3 separate regions of the Homo sapiens genome follow, and all the other regions are linked to region 2. A link is a loop called in an ENCODE intact Hi-C map of the cell type or tissue named here. Cell type or tissue: OCI-LY7. All regions are shown on one strand.

Region 1 (8,000 bases), 660 kb before region 2:
GGGAATCATACTTGACTTGGCTAGAACAATTAAAAGCTGATCTCTTTTAGAAAGTACAGTTTTGTTTTACATTAATCTTAACACAGAATAGTGTATTACACCTAAAGTGAATACTCTTTTAGGCTGGGTAGGGGCTGTCCCGTGGTTTAATATTGTTTCTATCATAGGAGAAGCCTTGGTTTCCTAGTTTCCCACCTTGTTTCTCCTCTCTCTGCCCCACTGGGATTCTAGCTGCTTCTTCACTGCATTTGCTCACCTCTTCTTCTCCACAGTCCTTTGGTCCTTGAAATGCTGTAAGAGCAGAAATAACAGCTATCCAGAGACCTTCAGATAGCAGATGTGCCTTGGGCCTGTGGGTCTGTGGCTCTGGAGGGCTAGGAATTACAGAAGAGTTAAAAGAGAAGGCCTCTGCCAGCAGGAATTCCGAAGACACCAAAACTGATGTCACTGGCTGTGCAGGCACTGAGCTAATTCTTTTGCCAATCAGTTAAATCACCTACCAAGAGTGTTCATTGTAAGTAACACTTTCTTGCCATTTGGTGGGGATGTAGAGGGACAAAGGATGCAAAAGGCAACAGGTTCTTTCCTTGTAAAACTGTAATCTAATTCTGTAAACAAGCCATGTACCTTTGGAAGGTCATTTTGAACTCAGTCCTGGTAAATATTTGACAGGTGTTTTAAAAAAATAATTATATTTATACAATCTATAATGGAATATTATGCAGCTTTTCACAAGGAGGAACTCCTGCCATCTGCCACAACGTGGGTGAGCCTGGAGGACATTATGCTAAGTAAAATAAGTCAGACATGAAAAAAAAATTGCATGATTTCACATATGTAGAATCTAAAAAATAGGATAAAAATACAGAGAGAGAATAAAACAGTGGTTACTAGGATTGGGTTTGGAGGAAGGAAATGTGGAGATTTGAGTCAATGGATACAAAGTAGCAGATATATAGGATGAAGAAGTCTGAATATCTGTACAACATGAGGACTATAGTGAATCACAATGTACTGTATTCAGGATTTTTGCTGAGTGAGTAGGTTATAGCTGCTCTTGCCACAGGCAGGAAAAGTAAGTAACTGTGAGATCATGGATATGTTCACTTGTTTTCCTATAGTAACCTTTTACTATATATATGTACCTGATAACAACATCATGTTGTACACCTTAAATATCCACAATAAAATGTATTAATAATTTTATTTAAAAATATTTTAAAATGTGGACAATTAAAAATTTTTTATATAATTTTTTGGTAGTTATAATGCTCTGTTCTTTTACAAATTGTGAGCTGGATACTCACTACTCTTCTTTTAGCCCAAATTGAGAACATCTGGAGGCATTTTTATGTGATGACTAAAAATACGGTAATTGAGTTAGACTGTATGGGTCTGTACCCTGCTCTGCCACTTCCTGGACATGTCTCAGTTTTCTCATCTGTGTAATGATGATAGTAGCGTCCACTTCTTGTTGTTATTATAGGATTAAATAATATATTACATGTAAAATGTTGAGTATAAAACCTGGCAGATATTAAGCACCTAATAAATGTTAGGTATTAAAAATATATAAAGTATGACTTCTGCTTTCGAGAACTTAACCTATAAATATCCTTTGATACCCCGCCCCCCGCCCTTTCCACCTTGATTTCATTTACACAAGAGCCAAGTGAAAGAGTAGTGAGAGATGAAACTAGGAAAGCAGGAATGAGGCAGTGGGTAGAGAAGGATATGTCCTGACCAATGGCATTGACAGAGTGGTTTTGACAGGTGAGTGTGGAAATGGACTGCGGTGAGGGAGAGTGGAGGTAGTGTTGAGAACCCGTAGGCTCTGGCAGCAATGTGGAGCTTACTTGCAGCATAGCCTCCCTTCAACTTGGAAACCAAGCATTTCAAAGTACCTGGGAACTTTCTTCATCACATCCTTCCAGCATTTACATTGTTTACAAATGAAGGAGGGAATAGAGTATATTTTATTTTCTGATAACTTTCTGGGTTTCCAAAGAGAGAACTGTAAAACTTTGATAAACACATCCATAAGAGTTGCTGCCCACACGGTTTCAAAACTGGATCTCTTGAGCTGGGCATAACTGGTCATAGGCAGAGAAACGTTGACTGGTGATTTATACCTTATACCCTCTCATTAAACACTCTTACCTAACTACGCAAATTAGGCTTTTAAAAATAGATTATTTTTATTGTTTAAATGTAGAAGAATATATCTCAGAGTTATAGGAAATTTGCATGGGTACATGTTTATAATAAAAATCCTGCCACCATTTATCATAAATGGCCTTGGTTTAGGAGTTTACACAGTAGAGAGCTCAAACCACTGGCTTTGCTATGAAATAGACCCAATTCAAGCTCCATCTCTTAAAAAGCCATGTGAGTTTGGGAAAGTGGCATCACTTTCCTGAGCCCTGGGTTTCTAATTATTATTATTATTATTTTTGAAACGGAGTCTCACCCTGTCGCGCTGGAGTGCGATCTCAGCTCACGGTAACCTCTGCCTCCCGGGTTCAAACAATTCTCCTGTCTCAGCCTCCCAGGTAACTGGGACTACAGGTGCCCACCATCATGCCCGGCTAGTTTTTGTATTTTTAGTAGAGACGGAGTTTCACTGTGTTGGTCAGGCTGGTCTCGAGCTTGTGGCCTCAGGTGATCCACCTGCCTTGGCCTCCCAAAATGCTGGGATTACAGGTGTGAGTCACCACACCTGGCCAGGTTTCTTATTTTTCAAGAGGAGTTATAAGACCCACAAACCTTACAATTATTGTAAAAATTGGTAATAATATATATGAAAAGTCCCCAGCACAGTGACTCCTGCCTGGTAAGCAACCCACGAATTTTACCTATTGTCAGCATTGTTTAGATCACCTTTATTTAACTTAGTTATAATGGGGCTTAATTACAAAGGGGATCCATATTCTAAAAGCAAATACTGAAACAAATTTTTACAATTCACTACCGGTTCTTCAGATTAAGGTCTTCTGATCATGGTTCAGTTTGGGTTTTTGTTGTTGTTGTTGTTGTTTTTTCTCCCCAAGATGCAGTCTTGCTCTGTTGCCCAGGCTCAAGTGCAGTGGCGCGATCTTGGCTCACTGCAACCTCTGCCCCCTGGGTTCCAGCAGTTCTCCTGCCTCAGCCTCCCTAGTAGCTGGGATTACAGGCGCCTGACTAATTTTTGTATTTTTAGTAGAGATGGGGTTTTGCCATGTTGGCCAGGCTGGTCTCCAACTCCTGACCTCAGGTGATCCCTGCCTTGGCCTTCCAAATTGCTGGGATTACAGGTGTGAATCATTGCACCCGGCCTGAGCTACTGCGCTTGGGCCATGGTTCTTAATAGTAAAATTATTTAACGAGATTTTTCCCAGTTCTTACTGGTAAAAATGTCCTGTGGTTTAAAAACGTTCAAATTAATTTGTTGTATATTTCACATGACAGTGATACGAGGGATAATTGATTATTTGAGGTATTGATTTGACCTAATTCAGCATAATAATTTACTGATTTTCATTCAGTGCATGCTAAGTACTAAATCCAGTCTTGCTGGGTACAGAGAAACATACATTCATTCAAACATCATCTCTTCTCTCAAGGAGCTCACAGTAGAACCTATTTAAATTTAGGCAGTGGGGAGCATGAGGCTGCAGAGAAACAAACATCCAACTTTATGAAAAGACAAAATTATGGAGACAGAAAAAATGATCAGTGGTTGCTAGGAGTTGGGGAGAGGGAGGAATGGATAGGCAGAGTGGAGAGGATTTTTAGGGCAGTGACTCTGTATTACAGTGGGTACATATAATTTTACGTACGACCAAACCCATAGAATGTACAGCACCAAGAGTAAACCCTAATGTAAACTATGAAAGTTGTGATAATGATGTGTCAGTCTAGACTCATCCATTGTAACTATGTACCAGTCCTGTGGGGAATGCTGATAGGGAGATTGTCCATGTGTAGGGACAGGAAGTACATGGGAACTCTGTACTTTCTGCCCAGTTTTTCTATGAACCTAAAACTGCTCTGAAAAAAGTATTAATTTTAAAAAGTGGTCTTACTGCTTTGGAGCACAAGTAAATCATACTAAGAAGACGATGTTTAAATTAATATACTACAGATACAGTTTGCTTTACTGAAATGCAGTATATGATGTTCAAAACATATATCTTTAAGTAATAGCCATTTTACAAAGGAATTGCATGTTTTTACAGGGAGGTTTCACTGGCCTATTAGGGCATGTTGGCTTGGTGGTACAGCTAAGATCTAATTCCTTCTGCCACCAAGGAGCTTTGTGACCGTGGGACCACCCAGGAACCTCTCTGGCTGTATTCTCTGCAGAAAGACTTAGGACAACAACATGGCATGCTGTGTGGACATGATTTGCTTTGTTGGGCAAACTGGTGGGATTGGTGGGGTGGATACTCTCTAATGGAGGTTAAAGGTCCTGAAGCCACTGCAGGTTACCCTGGGGCGCCATTTCTGTGCTCTGGATTAATTCTTTGCTCAGCTGTTAAATGTCTGTGTCTGGAAGTGGAGATACACAAGATGGGTTGGTCCCCATGGCTTTTTATACCTCAACAATTATTTCATCCAGTAGATATCTATACTAACTTGATTGTAAACATTAAGTTTACATGGGATTTCTTTAACACATCCATTTTCTAAGAAAGTGATCCATGTGTAAGTATAGAGTGACCAATGAGAAAATAGGGTAATTCCCACACACCCTTCCAAACTTTACAAGGAGTGAAATAATATAAATTAGCTTCCTCTAGTGATAAAACTGCAAGAATTTTCAGGCAAAAGAAAAACAGTTTAGTAGCACCATCTACAGGCTACTGAAGAGGAAAACTTCCTATGTGGCTTTTAAATGCAAGGAGTTTGTGGAAAAGGGAATACAAAAACTTCATACTCTCTTAAAAAAATATTATCCATAAAATATACTAATTTTAGTATTTTTGTTCTTCTTTACCATGCATTCAATTCATTTTACAATATGTCTCTAGTTATCCTGAACTAGTGGAATATAGACTTGATTATGTGTTTTCATTAGGATCCCTGTTTCATCCCCATGCTTACAAATTTCTCTCCCTCTCTGTACTAATGATAAGAATGAACTGTGAAATTCACATGAATTCCAGTAGTTTCATTGATAGTAATTCACAGTATAAGACTTGAAGCACAAAGCCTGCCAGCAAGGGATGTTTCATCTTAGCTTATCTGTATACTCAAAGGATTTATTGCATCATTTACTTCCATTATGGGAGGAAAAATAAAAGCAGACACTCTTGGGTATGTATGTATATGTGTTTGCCTTTTTTAAAACAATGAAGTTGATTTATTACCTTCTGGGTTTAAAATCTTATCTGAGCCTTTTCTGCCCCTAAGATTCTGTGATTCTATAATCAGAAATAGCTTGGGGAATGGATAATTATTTTGTAAAGGAATCTAGAAAACTTGTCTTTGAATATGATAACAGTGAAGGTAATATTTTCATTCCCAGATACCCCAGTTTTATTATCTTTTTTTGCTAGTTTTATTTTGTTTTCTTATAAACTATTATCAATTTTGGTAACCTGGAAAATTTTATTGGATTCTCCAAATAACTGGATTATAAAGTATTTATGGAATTATCAGAGTTGTAATTTTCTGTTAGAAATGGCTTATTAAAATTAACTTAATGGCCTCCTTGTAAGTTGTTGGTGGAGTTGCTGTTTCATTCATTCATTCATTTCATTGTGTGTGTTATTGGAAAGTGGGTAAGAGTTACTGGAATGCCTAGATAATAAGTTTTCAGTAAAGCATTACACATTGCAAGAAGCCAATCTGCACCCCCACCCACCCCCCAAAAAAAAATTGAGCATAAATTATAATTATTAGAACAATCTTACTTGAACAGCATTATTTCTTGGAGGAAAAGAGGAATAGAGGAGATACATATTGAAATAGTTTGCTAAACTAAAGAGGAATTCAAAGGATAAAAAAATTGATAATGAGATTTTCAAGGTTCCTGTTGAAACAGATGAGGCAGAGCCTATCAAAACTGGAGCCAGGAGTGATAATGGTTTTTAAGTTTGTGTAGCTTAATTGCTGATGGTTTAGGTTGATGGAAAACTTAGTAATACTGTTTCCAATTTTTTCCTCATTATTTTAAATGTGTAAAAAAATTGTGCATTAAATACTGGAACCTTTCTCTGAAAAAAAGTAAAGCAAGTTCTAGTATGAATAGAGGTTTAAAGTAAGGCACTGCCTCGTCGTCCTATAGCTAATATTTTTCCCTGTTTTTCTTGCACCAGATGGCACTGTTTAGTTCTATTTCACAATCTTATTCTGGAACTTTCTTCGGGAGAATCTGTTTTAGCCCAGGGTCACCAGTGACACCTCTCTATTCTGCATGAAGTCTTTATGAATGCTTGTAAAAGGTCACTGACTCAGACATGAAGCTGTTTATTTGAGGTCTTGTGGTTCTTTCCAGTTGCACATTTGCTGTGAGGTGAGCCTAATAAACCAGCTGATAGAAACCTACATGCTTCTTATAGAGTTCAGCCAGTATTTTGCTTGGAGACATATTGCAACAATATGATTTCAGCATTCTCACGGCCCAGTCTAATTATCTGACACATTTTGGAATTATTTTATATGTAAAAGTAGAGCTATAAGCAGAAGGGCACACTCACTAAAAAAAAAAAAAAAACCTTGCAGAGCTTAAAATGTTTCATGACAGTCTGTTGAACTATAGATTTATCAAATTAACTTGCAAAAATAAAATTTAAAGAACCTTTCCTGACTATTCCCAAGGCTGACTTGGAAGGAAATTATCAATGACCTCTGATGTCATTATGCATAAATGGGGCAGGTCCATAGCCAAGCTCGCCTCTTTGCTGCACATAACAATAAAACATCCTTTTGGAAGATAGAATTAGCTTTATTTAATAAAAATGCCAGGGTCATATTGTAAGACTTATCTCTGTGAGCTTTGCCCTCCCCTCCCCTCCTCTCCCTTGAATAATACAGAAACGTTGGACATAATTATGACACAGATTTCATAAGGCTGCTTCTCCTTTTACAATTATATTTTATGAAGAACAGACAATGTTTTCTTTGCAAATTTTGAAGCTCCTTCATTTTCTGAATGCATTGGATTTGGTACTAAATGCTCTCTCCCGTTTGCATTTCCTTCTCTCCCTCCCTCCTTGCCTCCTTCCCTCCCTTCCTTCCTTCCTTCCTTCCTTCCTTCCTTCCTTCCTTCCTTCCTTCCTTCCTTCCTTTTTTTTTTTTTTTTATTTTTGGTCAGTGTTTCACTCTTGTTGCCCAGGCTGGAGTGCAATGGCGCAATCTTGGCTTACCACAACCTCCACCTCCTGAGTTCAAGCAATTCTCCTGCCTCAGCCTCCCGAGTAGCTGGGATTACAGACATGCGCCACCACGTGCGTCTAATTTTGTATTTTCAGTAGAGACAGGGTTTCTCTATGTTGGTCAGGCTGCTCTCGGACTCCCGATCTCAGGTGATCCGCCCATCTCAGCCTCCCAAAGTGCTGGGATTACAGGCGTGAGCCACTGGGCCCGGCCTCCCCTTTGCATTTCACTGCTCTATGTATTCTCTTGGTGGTGATATGAGTTGAAGGGTGGGAGTAGGGGTGGAGAGCCCTCTCTAGACTGGAGCTATGAGTGCATAAGTGAAATCTCATTATTTCCATCTTTAAAAGAAGGAGTATTGGCGTGTGGTGTTTTTAGCCAGCCCTCCCTCCTTTCCTCTCATGCCCATCCACAGGCCATTGACTGGAAGGCACAACAGCTCCCAGCACAGCCCCTCCTCCTGCCGCTGGAGAGGTGTTGGGACTGGTGTGCTGGTTTCCAGGTGCAGGTCCTCCAGGCTGAGCCACAGCTCTCTGTAGAAGTAAGCATGAGACAGGCTGCTTCCATAAATCAAGCCCTGAATTTTATTACAGTGTTTATGTAACCTCAGTTTATGTGCTATAATTCTTTGCTGTGTT
Region 2 (8,000 bases):
CCCTCCGCACATGGTCTCCTTTGTCCTGTCGCCGCCGCCGCCGCCTCGCTCTTAGCTCCGCGCGCCGCGGCGGCGGCTCAGGCCGCTCTTCTCCGCCTCGCCCTCCCGCCGGCCGGCCCGGGACGCGCCTTGTTAGCCCCCGCCGCGCCAGCGCGGCCCCGCGCGCCGCAGGAGCGGCGGGGAGACAGTGGCGAGCGCGGGCCGGGCGATCTCGGCGGGCGCGCTCCTCCCGCCGCCCGGGGCCTCGGCCGCGCTGGATGTGTGCGCGCGGCGCCGGCTCTCGGTCGCCCCGAAGCTGTTGCCCGGTTCGGATCTGGTTCGGCGCCTCCGCTCTCGGACTTTGGCGAGGAAGGAGCCCAGAGACTCTTGTGGACAGAGCCGGGTCGAGAGTTGGGCGTTTTCTCTTCGTGTGTTTTGGTGGTTTCCCCCCTGGTCTTTGACGATCGCCCTTCGGGAGCCCTGCTAAAGAACCAAACCATGAACTTGGGGCTGACCGGACCGTTTAACCCTTTGCAACCAGGTAATGAAGCCCCCGGGGCGCGGCTCGCTTGCCTACCTCTCGCGGTCGGAAGGGAGGCGGCCGGATCGGGGGTCTTTTGTTGCGGCGGCCGGGCCGGCGGGCAGGGGTGGCAGGGGCGGGCTTCTCCCGTCTGGCGCGCCCAAGCGCCCCTTCGCTACCCCTCCTCCCTTCTTTCCTCCCCCCTCTGCGGCCCTGTCGCCCGCCTTTGTACTTTCCTCCCTCGGCCGGCCGGGCTCGGCCGGAGCTGCGCGGTCGTGCCCGGGAGGGCCTGGCGTTCGCCGCCAAGCTCCGATGTGAGGAGGGGGCCGGGGCCTGCGTCCGCTTGAGCTGGGGGCCCTAGCGTGGCGCTGCCCGCTCCTGGGGTCGCGCTTCCCCAGCGCGGAGGTCGGGATCCCGGCCCGCACCCGGTGCCAAGGGAGGCGAAAGGAGATCTGGGCTCGGGTTCGGCAGCGGGAGAAAGAACTCGCGCTTAAGTTTCCAGGAGGTTTCTGTTTTGTTGTTCGAAAGCCCCCCTTCTCGCCTGTGCGGGTGCGGAGGGCGGCCCCCGGGGTCTGCGTCCGAAGGGAGTGAGGGTGGGCCTGAAGCAGGAATCGCTGGGTCCCACCCCGTCTGCACGCACGGCTTTTTATAAGTTTTCCTTATTCTCCGCGTTCCCGCCTCCAATCTGTTTCACTTACTTAACTTTCCTTTAAACGCCAACTACGGCTTCTAGCAATATTTTTTTTACATCCAAAAAAACAAAAAAACATATTCCCCCTTCCCTTAAATAAAAAGCAGCCAAAAGAGAGCTTTGGTTTTCTGTCAGTTTTAGATTCAACCACTTCATGCCCCTACCCTCCAAAACCGAGCGAGGGGATGAAAGGAAGTGAGTAAAATCTTCAAGTCTGTAGCGGGTAGAGGTGCCCCCGTGTTCGAGAGAAGGAAGAGCTCAATTCGTCGGCTCATTCTGGGCTCGCCGCTTTTCCATTTGAATAATAATTTTTTTTAAAAAGCCAGGAAAATGGTCCAGGTAATAGAAGGAAATGCAGACTATTTTCTGAAAGCAACGAAAATGATAAACATCCCCAAGATTCAGACCCAAGGAACAAATCATTTGTACAAATGCCCTAAAACCCTAAGTAGAAGGAAAGTTCGTTGAGGAAAAGCAAAGGGTACTCGTGTCGTTTCCCCTGAAGATTTTGGCAAAGAATCTCTCTTCTGACTTGTTAGGACAGTGGCCGGCCACAGTTGTAACCACCTGGATAGGAGAGAGAAGGGATCCAGAATGTTTTCACGGTCAGCCAGAGCCCCATTGCAGTCGTCATCTTTTGGGTGTTTTTCTGGGGAGGCCTTTCTGAGACACCCCCTTTCCCAGTTGCAAGAGGCATGGTGTCCAGCCCTGTGACTTGTATCAGCCAAGTAAGGGCTTAGAAAGCTTTTAGTCGAAGATACACTCCTAAGCCTCTCTGAATATCCGGTCAGACTTACTTCCTTAATAACTTACTGATCGGCATCATAATAATGGCATCCTCAAGTTTGGTTCAGACATGAGGATCACGTAAGTGTCTGTCTGAGAATCCCATGTGGAGCTGACAAAGGTGGCAGAAGCAAAAGGCCTGTTCACCCACAGCTTCTGTCCTTTTCACTCGAACACACACACACACACACACACTAAGTGCAAATAAAAACTTGGTCAGGAACCATTTACTTTCCCTGTTTATGCTTTTTGCATTCAGAGACAGTAATTTGTTTTTACATTTCTTGGGGCCAATTAGAGTCACTTTAATAGGTAATCCCAGAATTTTCAAAGGTTATGTCAGTTTGGTAAAACACTTTAATAAACAGGCTTTTTTTTCCCCTTCTATCAGTTCATTAATTTTGTAAGCCATGAATTTAACATGAATTTACATTCAAAAAGAATTCCAACCCGTTCTAAGAAACACTTTTTCATGAAAGGATGGTAAAATACACATATCTCGAGTTTTTAGCTGGGAAACTCACAGTCCTAGAAATCTCACTTAATATTTCAGTGTAGCATCATCATGCAATTTTTGGCTTTATAACTCACTATTCTTGATCTAGGTATGACTTGTTTCTCTCCCATTAACATTTTTTTTTGGCAGTTTGTTTTTATGTAAAGGTACTGTTATATATAGTTTAAGATGTCAGGAAGGCCCTCTGTATTTTTCATTATTCCTGCAAAATAGGAAAAAATCTATCTAGGGTTTATGTTAAACTGCATGTATAAATGTATGCACTTCAATGTTCGTTTTGCACATACATTCATTGTTTCTGGATTGGTTAATCATATGGACACCCCCATAAAAGTAATGTTAGAATTAAAATAAAGCAAAAAACAGTCTTAATACAAATATTTTGTCTTTCTATATCACTTGCATTGAGAACTAGAACATGTCCCCCAGATGTACACAGGAATATTTCATCTTTGTCAGTATTACATGGAAAGACTAAATTGAATATCCTCTTTGTCCCTAAAAGCTAGCCCCAGAGTCAAAATATGCTGCACTTCAGAATTCCCCCCCCCCATTTCCTATATTTCCTTTTTCCATATTTATTCAACATTCTAGGCTTTTGCTTTCTCAGAATATGCATCTCTGTGTATCAAGTGTGAAAGATGAGTGATTTCTCATGAGGGTTATGTAGTGAAAACAGCACAAATATAGCTTGGCCATTATAACTTTAAATGCAGATATATCCTCACGTTATGTAGTGGAGATGCTTAATTTTTATTTTTTCAAGTTCTAGAAATATTCAGTGCTGAAACATTACAGCATTTTCCTTCAAACCGACTTCCATGTTTATTTTCCAGAACATTAGTGTATAATTTAAATTGGCTTTAGTTTTACTGTTTAAACAGGCTTATTTCACCTTCCTCAAGCCACTGTAATAATTAGCAGACATGTTCTCTAGAAAATGGAAAGGAAATAATGCTGGTGGCATGCATAGTGGTCGGATTTTGGGGCAGGCCGGCTTGCATCTTTTTGAACACCAAGGTCGTTTGGTTACTGCAAGGGACAGGGATCTTGGAGTCATCAGATGAATCTTAAAAAAAAATTAATTTCTGGCAGTGTTGGCTTACACTTTTTAGTGAGGAAAAGCTTAGCATTAAATAATAGGCATTTCTGATTTGTGAAAGAAAATTGAAAAATTGGCATGTCTGCAAATACCACGAAAAACATAACATTTCCAAAATAATGATCTGTCAACGAAATTGCAAAATCATTATGTGAATGAGCTGAATTGCTTTGTGTATCATCTCATAGAAATATGTTTTGCACAGATAATGTGTCTAATAAGGACACATTTTTAAAATCAGATTTTTTTCCCCCCAGCAAATAGCTGCACTGCAGGTCTCTCTCAAGCAGTCAACTAGCACCACCTTATGGATGATTTGGGGACATTGCTGCTTCCCTGCTAGGCTTTCGTAAAATGTAGTCAACTGATTTAAAATAATGGGAATGTTGATGGTGATGACAATATTAATGACAATAATAATGCTTTTTTCCCCCTTCTTGTTTTTCAGGCATCAGATGCCAGCTCTGAAAAACTCTTCAACACTGTTATTGTAAACAAAGGTAAGACCCATTCATTCTCCTGAGTAATGGCTTATTTTTATGTTAGTTTCATTGTCATTGCCTAGGAAGAAAGAAGAGCTAGAGTGATCTTTCTCTTATAATTCTGAAGCTACTGTTGATGTTTCATGTTTTTGCTTGAGATGGAAGTCTGCATACTTTGTGATGCATTAACATTAACAACCAGTTTATTTTAAAAGAATACATTGAGTCCCTATTTAAACTGATTTGACTAATCACTACTACTATGTGACTTTAATATAGAAAGCTGTACTCGAGAAGAATAGTTCTCAAAATGCCTGAACTTTATTGTTACTTATCAACTACCCAGCAATAGGAGAAATATAAATAGCTGATGTGCATTGCAGACTCCAGTAATCAATGGATGTTTAGAATTCACAGTATTATGGTCATAAACCAAGCCTTACTCTGCTGTGGGCTTTCTGTAAAGTTAATAAACGAGCGAGAGGGCAGAATTTAAATATGCACTATCCCATTAATTTCTTCCAAACCACGATCTAGAGTAAGAGAGGCTAATGATATAGCAGTACATTAAGGGAAAACTAACCTTAAATCATTGCCAGTAGGTTTCTGCGCAGCTTTCATTTGTTAGCAGTATCGTTGGAAATAAGGAAATTTAGGGGAGTCTGTAATCACTGGCTCTGAAAGGTGTGTAATTTGAAAGGGACAAACCATATAAACTATTTAATCTTCCCCTTTCCACTGTCGAGCCTGATTTAGGGGCTGGCATGATAATTGCTAAGTAAAGATGTGCTTTCTGTGATAATCTCTTTCTGGGTTACATGGGCGACACTTGGTAGCACTTGAACAGACTTGGGCCTTCACAAAGTGAAATTTGAGACCATTTCAGCCTTCTGTAGTTGCCTTGGCTAGCATTTTTGCTAGCTGGTTAGTAAGACATTTCCAAGTGCAGTTATTTTGAGCTCCCAGATTATTTTAGAATTTGAACCAATTGCAATTTTAAATAGTACATTATGTTTAGAGTTCCCTTGAGGTGTATGTGATTGCCGTTACTCCCAGAATTACTGTCATATTGAATTTTATCTTTTTTTATTGCATAATGGAGTATTCCAGTTTTATATTTCATCATATTTTCTGATGGACTGAAAGTTTGTATAAATGTGTTATCCATAATGCTAAAAGCCCAATAAAAGAAGATGTGTGCCATTCATAGCATACAGTACTCGTGTGTAAAAATGCACAATTGTCTACCACTTGGCGTTTCCTTGTGAGAAAGGAGGGTGATGGGAGAGGGAGACTGGGGTAGAGGGCAGGTCACCAAAGGCAGGGCTTCTTCGTTTCTGCAGCCCCCCAGGACCTCTGCCACATGTGACTGTGTCTGTCTTCTGCTGATTTGCTACTGAAAGCTTTGGAATGTATTTCCCCTTTCTGGGATCAGGCCCTAGAATAAGAGTTGGCTCCAAGACCTGCACTCTGGCCGCCACTGCCCTGAAAGATTGTCTTCAGGGCGGATGAACAGCTCGCCTCTGCCTCTTCCCTCTGGTTCTTTCCCCCCCTTTTTTTCCTTTTCCAATCAAACGTTTCCCACATTCTTATTTTTGTTTACTTACAGAGTGTGATTTGTGGCATCTATTTGGTTGTGAATAGCCCTCCCCCTGACAGGGTGCCTTTCTTCTGAGCTGCTTTTCTAGGGGTGATTTAGTTGCCTTGAAAGGATTAAGGTTTCTTTGTGTACACTAAAATCAACATAGGCTTTTTCTAAGCTTTGCTTGGGAAACCATACACAAATAAGCATTTTAGTTGATGGCAGATTATTCCTTTGCCCCTTATTTCCATCAAAATGGCCTTTCTTTTCTCCTCCAGAGTTTCCCCTTAATGCCTTATGCTAATTCCTGTTGGTAACATGAATGACAAGAGACGGAATCAGTGCGAATCCAGGTGGTGCAAAGTAGACTGACTGGTATCCCGCACCCCCTTTCCTCCCTGGGGAGAAAGAGATTAAGGGGGGTGTGGAGGGGGAAAGCATCGGGGACAGTTTTGTTAAGGGGATTAGTATTCAAACTGCTAAATATCAGGAAAACAACTTCAAAAAGGGATTCATTGTGTAGCGATAATGTCAATAATTGCTTCAGGACAGGTGCAGAGTCTCCTTATAGGCTTGTGGTTTTGGGTCTGTTTTTACTCCGGGTAGTGGCAGTGTTTACAGGATGAATGGCTGACAAGGCCTTCAAGGAACTGTCAGCTTCATGCACATCAAGTTCAAGTTTTCCTGCAAGGCGGCCTGCCTGCCTGAAAGTCAGGTCTCCTATCTTTGTCCAGTATCTTTAGCCAAGAGCAATAAAAAGCATCATAAGAAAGGGCAAATTTACACCAGGTAACAAACACAACTGGGGAAATCTTCAAAGCCCCAGCTTATGGGACAATCTAACCAGAGTGCAGGGGAGCTGACACGTGTATCCCTCCACCTCCAGATGTTTAAGTTACACATCACTTCTCCCTCTCAAGAGACTGGTAGTATTCTGGCCTTAGAGGAGTGTGGCTTTAAGCTGCTGGTGAGATTATGCTGCTGAGCCTGGTGGCAGGCAGATTTGGTCCATAAAATTTCACCGTGGGAGGGCAGTGCTAATCTCACAAGCTGATTGTGGTGGGGGTTGGGGGGGCGCAGCCCTGATGTTGGGCTGCACAGTGCGGAGATGAAGCTCAGGCAGAGGCAGCAGGGGCCGTGGCTCGAGGCCCATCAGTCAGCTTGTGAGCTTGAATAAGTCATTTACCCTCTTTAGGTCAAGATTTTCAATCATAACAAAACCTATTCCAGGGCCAACATCTCTGGTGGGGATAAAACAATTAATTGGGAAGGGGCAGGGGTTGAAACAGAGTGGATACAGTGAGTATATTTTATATCACGTTTGTTCATCGATTTTATTTTGACTTTCCCTGTGTTATAGATGCCATCCAGTTTCATAGAGATTTTTGTGTTTAGGTGTTCCGAATGGTCGTTTTCTTCTCCTGCCTTTTATTTCCTGCTTTAAAACAAGTTAATCAAACAGCACATGCTTGCATGTACACACAACATGCCTAATGAGGACTGAGCATTTCGAAAGGGGTGTGGCATTGAGCAGGGCTTAGCGTTGTAGACACAAAAAAACAGTTTAACTTTAATCAAGGTCATAGTTGCCATATTTAATCTTTATGTGTTTAAATGTTTACAGGATGTTCATGTGAATTTTATGAATCCTTCTGTCTTTGTGATTCAACCATCTGCCAAAGAAAAAATTAATTTTCCCACTGAGACAGAGGCACAGAGAGAGACTTAGTAACCCTATTTAGTTGATTGAAATGCTATAGGAGCAACAGGACCTGTACCCCAAATTCTGGGGTATTTATTCTATAAAGGAACTTTCAGTCTATTCAACATGGCTAGTATTTATTATCCTCTCTTGCCTACTGTAGATCCTTGCTGGTGTCACCAGTTTGGTCTGTAGACAAAAGTGCAGAAAATGAGTTCTTTGCTGCACACAATTATCCTGCCAAGATAATGAATCTTTCCTAAAACTCTTGGATTGCTCCAGAGCAGAGCTGCTTGAGGAGGAAAGAAAAGAAGGGAAGCCTGTCTGGGAGGAAGGACAACACTAGTCAGGCGTCAGGAGTTCTGTGGAGCCCTCTGTTTATAGGATGCCAGTCCTGGCATGTGGCTGTGGTCTAGGTTAGGGGAAGAGAAAAATCCCTGAATTGCTCTCCCTTCTTGGTTCAGAGCCCTCCTTCCCAGGATTTAGCCCGTAACCAAGACAAGTCACAGATAGACGATGACAAGTCAAGACAACTCATAGATAGACGGTGAGAGGGGCACAGTGGTGTATTTTACCCCGTGACTTTCTCACCCCTTCTCTTTCCTTCAACTTTGTCTCAAATTGCAGAACTGGGTACTC
Region 3 (8,000 bases), 460 kb before region 2:
ATTGTCGAGATTTCTGATGGATAACAGTAGTTGTGAAAGACACAAGGAGAATGGGAGGGAAAGGAATTGCTTAATGGACCTCACATAATTGTGACTATGACTCCAGGTCTGCTGCGTTTAGAAATGGAATTGCGGGCAGATACATTTGTCAAATTTAACTTAATCCCTTGGCTTTTATCTGATGTATATTTTTCCATTAACACAGTATACCTTTCATCTCTACTTTCACACAGTCAAACAGCGTCTAATTTTTGGTGGACTTTCTTTTCTTCTTTTTTGATGCTAACATTATCCCCGTAGGGTCCTAATCAGGTTTTAGACTATGGAGAGAAGACCATAAGAATCACCAAAGCGGAATTTCCCATTGCTGGTAAAGAGATGCCCAAGATGCAGAAGGCTTGAAATAAATCGGGCATGAAATAAGTGGCGTTACAGCCCTATACTGGCTTTACCGCAAGGGTTAAATTTGCTCAGTGTCTGCAATTTCACCTTTCCTGATTGTCATACAGAGTGAGATCATTGTCCAAAGGTTGATCATGTGGAGGATGTATGTGCTTTTGAAGTGATCAAACTAAAAGAGAAAACAAAGCTCATGGCTGAAGTCATCACACCTGAATACCATCTTGTGATGTCATGGTTTTATTGGTATGAATTCTAACCAAGCTGTGGGCATTTAAGTCATATTTGTGGATCAGAAGCCATAGATATTTGCGCTTCTCATAGGCTGTGCTTTTCTGATACTTTGATCATTATTATATGGTAACTAACATATATTAATATATTAATGTATTATATCATATTTATTTAGACCCCAGTATGGATACTAAATGGGATAAAGCATATGCCAAGATTTTTTAGGTCTTGGGATTATTTAATTTTTTTAGAACTGGCGTTCATTGATTGTCATTCACGTTTCTCTTCACTTCCTTATGAAAAGTTTCTCAACTCTTCTCTCAGTATTTTCTTTTCCCCTGTGAGATATGTTTCCTTTTACACTTTTTCATTCCTCTACCAAATAGTAATAATTGCAAACATTTATTGCATGTTTATGTGTGTACCAGGTGCTATGCCAGTTGTTTTTATGTGTATTTTCTCAGTTGCTGTCTTAACGGCTCTGTGGTATTTTTATCCTTGGTTTACAGATGAGGAGACTGAGCCTCTTTTGGTCTCTTTCCCCCTTTAAAGATAAACTCCTCCTATCTCCTTAAACTGAGCTTGTAACCTGGACCTCTGATTCAACAGCCCACACCCCAATTTGTATTTGGCTATTTGTATTGGGCTATTTGGGTGGTGGTCCTTTGAATGTTGTTGTGCTAATGGAGGCCTAAACGTTGAATCCCGTGAATGGAAACCTCTTCACATCTTTACTGCTTGTCCTGGGATCTTCACACCTGGAATATTGATCTTCACCGAGTAATTTGGGAAAAACAGAGGCAGAGGCTGGAAGCTGCTCACCGTCCTATGGCAGGGCAGGTAATGTCCTTAATGAGATGGGCTTATTCCAGTGGAGCAGTGGTGGGGAAGCAAAAGCTTGGTGTTCTCTCCTCATGGTTGCGAAAATATTCACATAAAAGATTCACTAGCTACTGTTAATAATTGAAGGACTTTCCTCAAAATCCATGTATTATAACGGTTTAATATACTAAAATGATTTGGAGGAAATCGGCCTCAGCATTGGTGAATGTGTTGACATATGAAGCTATTATTTTTATAATTCTTATTTTAGAGATGGAGTCTCACTGTCTCACCCAGCCTAGAGTGTGTTGGCAAGATCATAGCTCACTGTAACCTGGAACTCCTGGGCTCAAGTGGTCCTTCTGCTTCAGCCTCCTGATTAGCTGGGACTGTAGTCACATGCTACCACCCATGGCTAATTAAAAAAAAAAAAATGTGTGGAGACAGGATCTGACTATATTGCCCAGGCTGGTCTTGAACTCCGGGCCTCAAGTGATCCTCCAGCCTTGTCCTTCCAAAGTGCTGAGATTACAAGTGTGAGCCACCCCACCCAACCTAAAGTTGTTTTAAGCTTATTGTGTGCATGTTGGTTGTGTCACCAGCCGGGAGGGGCTTATAGGCTGCAACACTGTTTTCTTTCCTATACTACCTTTATTATCACGTAATAACTAAAATACGTACTATCTGTTTTTAGGTGGATGCTCTGCTTCTCTTGATAGATATGAAAGCAGGATACCTATCTTCCACCCCTGTGTTTTTCTTTTTTCTTTTCTTTTCTTTTTTTTTTTGAGACAGAGTCTCACACTGTTGCCTGGGCTGGAGTGCAATGGTATGATTTCGGCTCACTCCAACCTCTGCCTCCCAGGTTCAAGTGATTCTCCTGCCTCAGCCCACCATGTAGCTGGGAGTACGGGCACCCACCACCATGCCGGGCTAATTTTTTGTGTTTTTAGTAGAGACGGGGGACGTGATTTCACTGTGTTGGCCAGGCTTGTCTCGAACTCCTGACCTCGTGGTCCGCCCACCTTGGGCTCCCATCTACTCAGATGTCCTGTCTTCACAGGGGCCCTCTTTGACCACCCTCTGTAAAACTGTACTCATATTATTCACTATTCTTTACCTTGACCCTGTATTTTCTTAGCACTTATCACTATTCGATATAACATTTTATATTCTTCACCACCAACCCAGACTAGAATGTCAGGTCCCTGAAAGTGAGGTATGTGCCATACTCACCACTTTCTCCCCAGTATCCAGAGTGGTGTGTGGTACATAGCGAAACTCAGTAAGTATTATTGAATGAATGAATGAACACAGATGACTAGAAAAATTTCTAGAAAATTTTAAAACATGGGCATATTAGCCATGAATTTAATTTATAGTTTTGTTGTTTTCTTTTGGGTATTCAAAAATATAATTTCATTTGTTTATATCTCTAATGAGATAGTACAGTATTTGTGATTCTTCTAGTGTGATGGCATGTACAGTTTCATTGGTGAGTATATGTGACCTACTGTGCCAGGTGGAAATGGAGTGAATGAACATTTTGGGGGGAACTAAAAAGCAATTTTCAACCTTTTTGATAAGCTAGGTTAATACTGTCTTCTCAATAAAAAGTACTTTTTCTTCCTCTTATAATGTTCATGGTCTTCATCTGTATGTGTATATTGCCGATTTAGGAACTAAAGCCGAAATGGATCTCAGACTATTTCCCACAGACTGGTAGCTGTATCCCCTCTGTCAGCAAGTATTTGATATCTTCAGTGAAAATTGTTTCTTTTTCCACTTTTAGCTTCTGTTTAGTTTTACAAGTCTAAACAATTTTTGGCAAGTGCTAGGGGCTCACCTGATGCACTTTTTAATGCATTCCACTCCTCGTTGTTATTTTCTCTGTCCAGTACACATGGTGCTCCTTCCCCCTCATTGCCATCCCACTTTGGCAGAAAGCATTATGGATGCTGTGTATGTAGACTCATCACCCAAGCCAGCATGCATGGGAGAGGGGGCCTCTAGAATAATAATTGTTACTTGGTGTTCTCTGTACTACTCTGTTTAATCTCCCTGCTTACCACTTACTGCCTTCGTAAAGTAAGCTCAATACAATTATTTATTGCAATTTGTGTAGAATGTCAGATGTGGAACAGACTTTGCACACTCATCAGATCCAGCCCCTTTGTTATTTAGATACAAAGACTGAGCCCTCAGAGAGGAGTCTTGCACTAGACTCTAGACCTCCCTTGGGCAGGGGACTTTCTTGTTCACTGTTGATTCCTGCTTGTCTAATACAGTGTCTCCATGTAATAGGTGCTCAATAAAAAATATTGCATTTTTCAAAGTCTCATATGTAAGTAGTGATGGCAGGGCCAGAACTTGAACCTTGCATCTCCTAGTTATTTGTTCATTGTCACTGCCACAATTATCTCATTGTAGTTTAAAGAGAGTCAGCTTCCAGTCTTTTAAAATACAATTACCTTTAATTCATCTGTGGTAAACAAACAGCAGCTGTCTCTCATTGGCATGGCCGCAGTTCCACCACTGAGCAATTCTAGAAACTGACACTATTAACCATTCTGCTAAAAAGGACTCTTCTACTCATATGATATCCTGGCTGTGTCCAAAGTGTAATATTTAATTGCATTTTCTTAATCTTTACCACTGTATTGCTAAGCTTTCTAATACCTTCAAAATACCAAATCTCAGGCTTATCCTAATTAAAGAATCTCAATTTAATCCATAATGCATGACAATTCAATTTGTTGATTGCTTTTTCTCCCCCTCTTTGTGAAATTCCCGTCAAATGTATTAATTCAACATGATGAATCCTGTATTCAACCCACTGGAGTGAATAATTAAAATTAGCTGATAAAACTTTCAGCAGAATTACTTTGTGAAATTGCTGAACAGATGTGTCATTTTAATGAAAATCCACAGACAAGCTCCTTCTCCCCCTCGGCAGGATAAAAATATTATCCCCTCGGCACATACTTAATTTGGTGGTAAATACACTCGGAGCGATTGCTGGAAGGGAAGAAAAAGCAACTTGTCACACTTAGTAACTTGATTTTTCCCCAGCATGCAGTAACAGCTATCTACAGTAATTCATAGTGCTCTATTGTTGCTGCAAGTCCCAAAGAGAACTTATTAAAATGCAATAATCTCCTATTTAAACAGAAACAATAACCATTAAATTTCCTGTGGATCCAAAATTGAGCACAAGCCCCATCTGGTAAGAGTGATTAGAGGCCTGATGAGGGAATTTAATTTGCAACATTCAAAGACTAAATCTGAGCAGATCTTGTCACCTGGGACTCGAGTGCTGCTTGCTGTCTTCTTAAAAATCTCGACCTAAACTGAAAATGGAATGTAGAAGTGAAAATGTTACCCAGGGGCCACCCCCAACAGTATTGTGTTTCATTATGTCTCCAGCAGGCCTAGTGAGCAGAGGGGATTTTAGTGCTGTCCGCTTTAGCTTTGCCGGCAAGGCCTTTTGACAGGACCAACACTAATGCTGTCATTTCCTCTACTGCCCTGTGCATCTGTCATGTGGCTGCCCCTCTTAGATCGTGGACTGCCTGCTCCCTCCCTTCTTATTTACTTTCCTCTTTTAGCTTAGCAAGTCCTCTCTCTAACTTTAAGAGTTCTCTAGATCTCACCAGTCTCCCTTTCCTGTCCAAGGAGTCAGATGCTTTCAGCAGGCTACTTTGAGCACCACTGTATCATGCTTTACATTTTATGTCTCCTCCTTGCCTATAGACAGTACCCCCTCTGAGTTTATTATTAGTGTTTTTTTTTTAACTGTAGGAGGACTAAGATTTATTGCATGTTATTAGTAAATACAAATTGTCATTTTCCTCCTCTTCTTAGCTTTTCTCTTACAATCCCCCACCTTATTTATATTACTTCTGAGCTCCAGAGAAACAAGATATGCGTGCACTCATCATCAGAGAGATGTGTTTCTGTGTATGTGTGTTTGTGTGTGTGTGTGTACATGCACTTGTTTGTGTGTGGTTATAGGCCTGATCAGACAGATGTCAGTTTATCAATTAGTAGAACTCCCTAATTAAGTATTTGCTTTGAGCAATAGAGCTCTTATTGGTTGTGAGGTAACTTGGCAGGAGGGAGGCAGTTACCGATGTAATAGAGATGCCTGAGCAGATAGTTTCGTTGAGCAGATACTATTTGATGTCCTTTAATCATCAGACTCCTCCACTTTTCCTTCTTCTGGGCTCCTGATTTATCCCTAAACAATCAGAGCCTCTCCTCCATAATTTTATGAACTACAAAATTTACAAAAATGTTTTACAAACCCTCTGCCTCCCCAGTATCTTCTCCAGCCCCCATGTCTTGGGGCAGGCCACATCAGGTCTCTCTGGCTGCTTCCTTTCCCAGGCCCTACTACCTACTCTGGCCCATCATATGTCTTTTGAGAAGATGATTTTTCAGTTCTTTTCTTTAGTTTAGAAAATCAGAATTAATTGATTAATTTTTAACCCCTTCTACCTTTCTCCTCCCCTACCATATGAATTCATGCAGAGCCAGCCCTGCAACCTAATTTTTTTTGTTTTGTTTTTGAGACAGAGTTTCCCTCTTTTTGCCCAGGCTGGAGTGCAATGGTGCGATCTTGGCTCACTGCAACCTCTACCTCCGGAGTTCAAGGGATTCTCCTGCCTAAGCCTCCTGAGTAGCTGAAATTACAGGCACCCACCACCATGCCTGGCTAATTTTGTATTTTTAGTAGAGACAGGGTTTCCCCATGTTGGCCAGGCTGGTCTTGAACTCCTGACCTCAGGTGATCTGCCCACCTGGGACTCCCAAAGTGTTGGGATTACAGGCGTGAGCCACCATACCCGGCCCCTGCAACCTAATTTTTAAGGAGAGGTGGTAAGGTTCATTCCATGAATCATACCACTTGGAATTCTTGAAAAATTAATTGCATTTATTGCACACCTACTCTCTGTAAGGCAATGTACATAAGAATGGAGGAGATACTAAGAAAATTGAGTCCCACTCCTATTGCCGATCGGGAAAGTACGGCATAAGCACATGAATATTTAGAGGTCCTGTGGTTTAAGTAACGGTAGGTAAGGAATCATTGGGCCAGATGGGATCAGTGACTCACTGAATATTATAATCAGAGATGTGAGTGCAGAATAAGGAGGAGATATGACTGGGGACTGGTGTAGTTCTTAGAGGTTGCCTGAGCTGGCTAGCGTGACATTCCTACTAAGCAATGAGCCTAGCAACCAGAATCTCCCAGCCCCGGTAGCCAAGGAGCACAGGTGGTAGGCTATAGAAGGAGATTTAATGCAACACAGCTGGGTTCAATATGGTGCCTCTTTCAGAGCCCTGGCTACAATTGATGTAACCTGGTAACTAGTAGCTTTGACTTTGATGTCAGACACATCTGGTTGTGAATATTCCCTGAACCACTCTTAAGAGTTTCTCAACTCTTTGAGTCTGAGTTTTCTTGATTGTAAAATGGTGTTTGATAATACATATGTGGTTTTCATGGGGATTTTGTAAAGTGCCTGGCATATGGAAGGAGCTGGGTAAATGATGGTAGTACACTTATAATCTTAAGGGCAGAAGGAATGAATTAAATACAGAGTGAGGCCTAGGGACTCTTGCTATGCTCCCTCCTGACTCCGGTCTAGTATTACTAACATCTTTCCAGAAACCATTCTTCTTTATGTTGGTTTTGGCCCTTTGTGTCCCCATCTCTAGCCCTTTATTCAGTTGGTCTGCTCAAGGCTTGCATGCCATTTTTGGCATTGAACATGTGATCCTCTAGTTTAATATAGCATGTGCAATATGGTAATTTAAGAAAATAAATGTCTGTATGCATAGAAAACACAGCATCCTCCTTTAATTCATGGGTTTATGGGAGATTACAGTTTTCTTTTAGTTTAAGCCTACAAAGTGTTTATAGTAAAAAAGTTTCAATGAAATGATTTCCAATTTATATTTCCTTTTCACTCACCACCACAAGTCAGAAATCAAATCTTATGCTTAGAAGAAAGCAACTCCAGGACTGTATCCACTTCGGGTTTTGAATAACAACAGTAAGGTGGTCTGACTCCAAGATTAGGTCCTTGTTGTTTGGACATATCTAACAAGGAACTCCATCCCCAAGTGCTGGAGAATCCATGAAGTCAGTGGTGTCTTATGAAGCTTGAGCAATTGGGAAGCCTTCCCAGTCAGCTTTTTGGCCTCCTCTAGGTCTTAATTACAAAGCGGATTCATGGTCCTGCCTGAAATCTGATTGAGACATAGACTCCTCTATCCCAAATGATATCATTATCAACATTGGTTCCCTGTGGTACACATTTGTCATATTCATTATGATTTGTACCTAAGATTCCAGGCCACAATAATAGGGTAAGAGTGTATAATGGGAAAAATAACACAAATCGTTTTGATTTTCTTTAAGGAAATTCATTGCCTTAACATTACATACTTGCCTTTGTTTTAAAACTCACTCTATGCCTTATCTAAGAGGAGTCAATATAAAAGATTTTAATTTTAGCCCCATATGCTGTAGCTAT

What was found. Hi-C counts contacts between places; a loop is a spot of excess contacts. Peaks named below come from ENCODE experiments on the same cell type or tissue, not always from the same donor. Only the 100,000 strongest peaks of a DNase experiment are listed, where the experiment ranks them.
Region 1: a loop joins it to region 2, with 6 times the contacts of the local background. A loop is called at or near these places in 62 of 110 quality-filtered maps.
Region 3: a loop joins it to region 2, with 9 times the contacts of the local background. A loop is called at or near these places in 3 of 110 quality-filtered maps.

What each region holds. Positions count from the first base shown.
Region 1 is chr7:70,036,334-70,044,333 of GRCh38, forward strand. The region is part of intron 2 of AUTS2 (activator of transcription and developmental regulator AUTS2); the gene reads left to right. Among named protein-coding and RNA genes, the nearest start is that of AUTS2, 440 kb to the left of the region's middle. In OCI-LY7, CTCF peaks have their summits at 435, 4,820 (motif pointing left), 5,028, 6,318 (motif pointing right) and 1 weaker place; a DNase peak (open chromatin) is centred at 4,828.
Region 2 is chr7:70,694,526-70,702,525 of GRCh38, forward strand. AUTS2 (activator of transcription and developmental regulator AUTS2) reads left to right here. Exons shown (of 19, transcript NM_015570.4): 6 at 4,044-4,095. It overlaps LOC107986709 (a long non-coding RNA gene), which reads right to left and starts at 2,131. Exons shown (of 2, transcript XR_001744947.2): 1 at 2,004-2,131; 2 at 1,310-1,757. RefSeq lists silencers at 1-10, 111-290, 621-750, 911-980 and an enhancer at 5,436-6,403. In OCI-LY7, CTCF peaks have their summits at 3,899 and 4,114; DNase peaks (open chromatin) are centred at 166, 1,396, 3,876, 6,256 and 2 weaker places; H3K4me3 peaks cover 2,464 bases; H3K27ac peaks cover 1,135 bases.
Region 3 is chr7:70,233,427-70,241,426 of GRCh38, forward strand. The region is part of intron 4 of AUTS2 (activator of transcription and developmental regulator AUTS2); the gene reads left to right. Among named protein-coding and RNA genes, the nearest start is that of AUTS2, 640 kb to the left of the region's middle. RefSeq lists enhancers at 3,819-5,203, 4,512-4,621, 4,642-4,811, 5,132-5,211. In OCI-LY7, no CTCF peak of the experiment used is centred here; a DNase peak (open chromatin) is centred at 4,895; H3K4me3 peaks cover 1,023 bases; H3K27ac peaks cover 1,893 bases.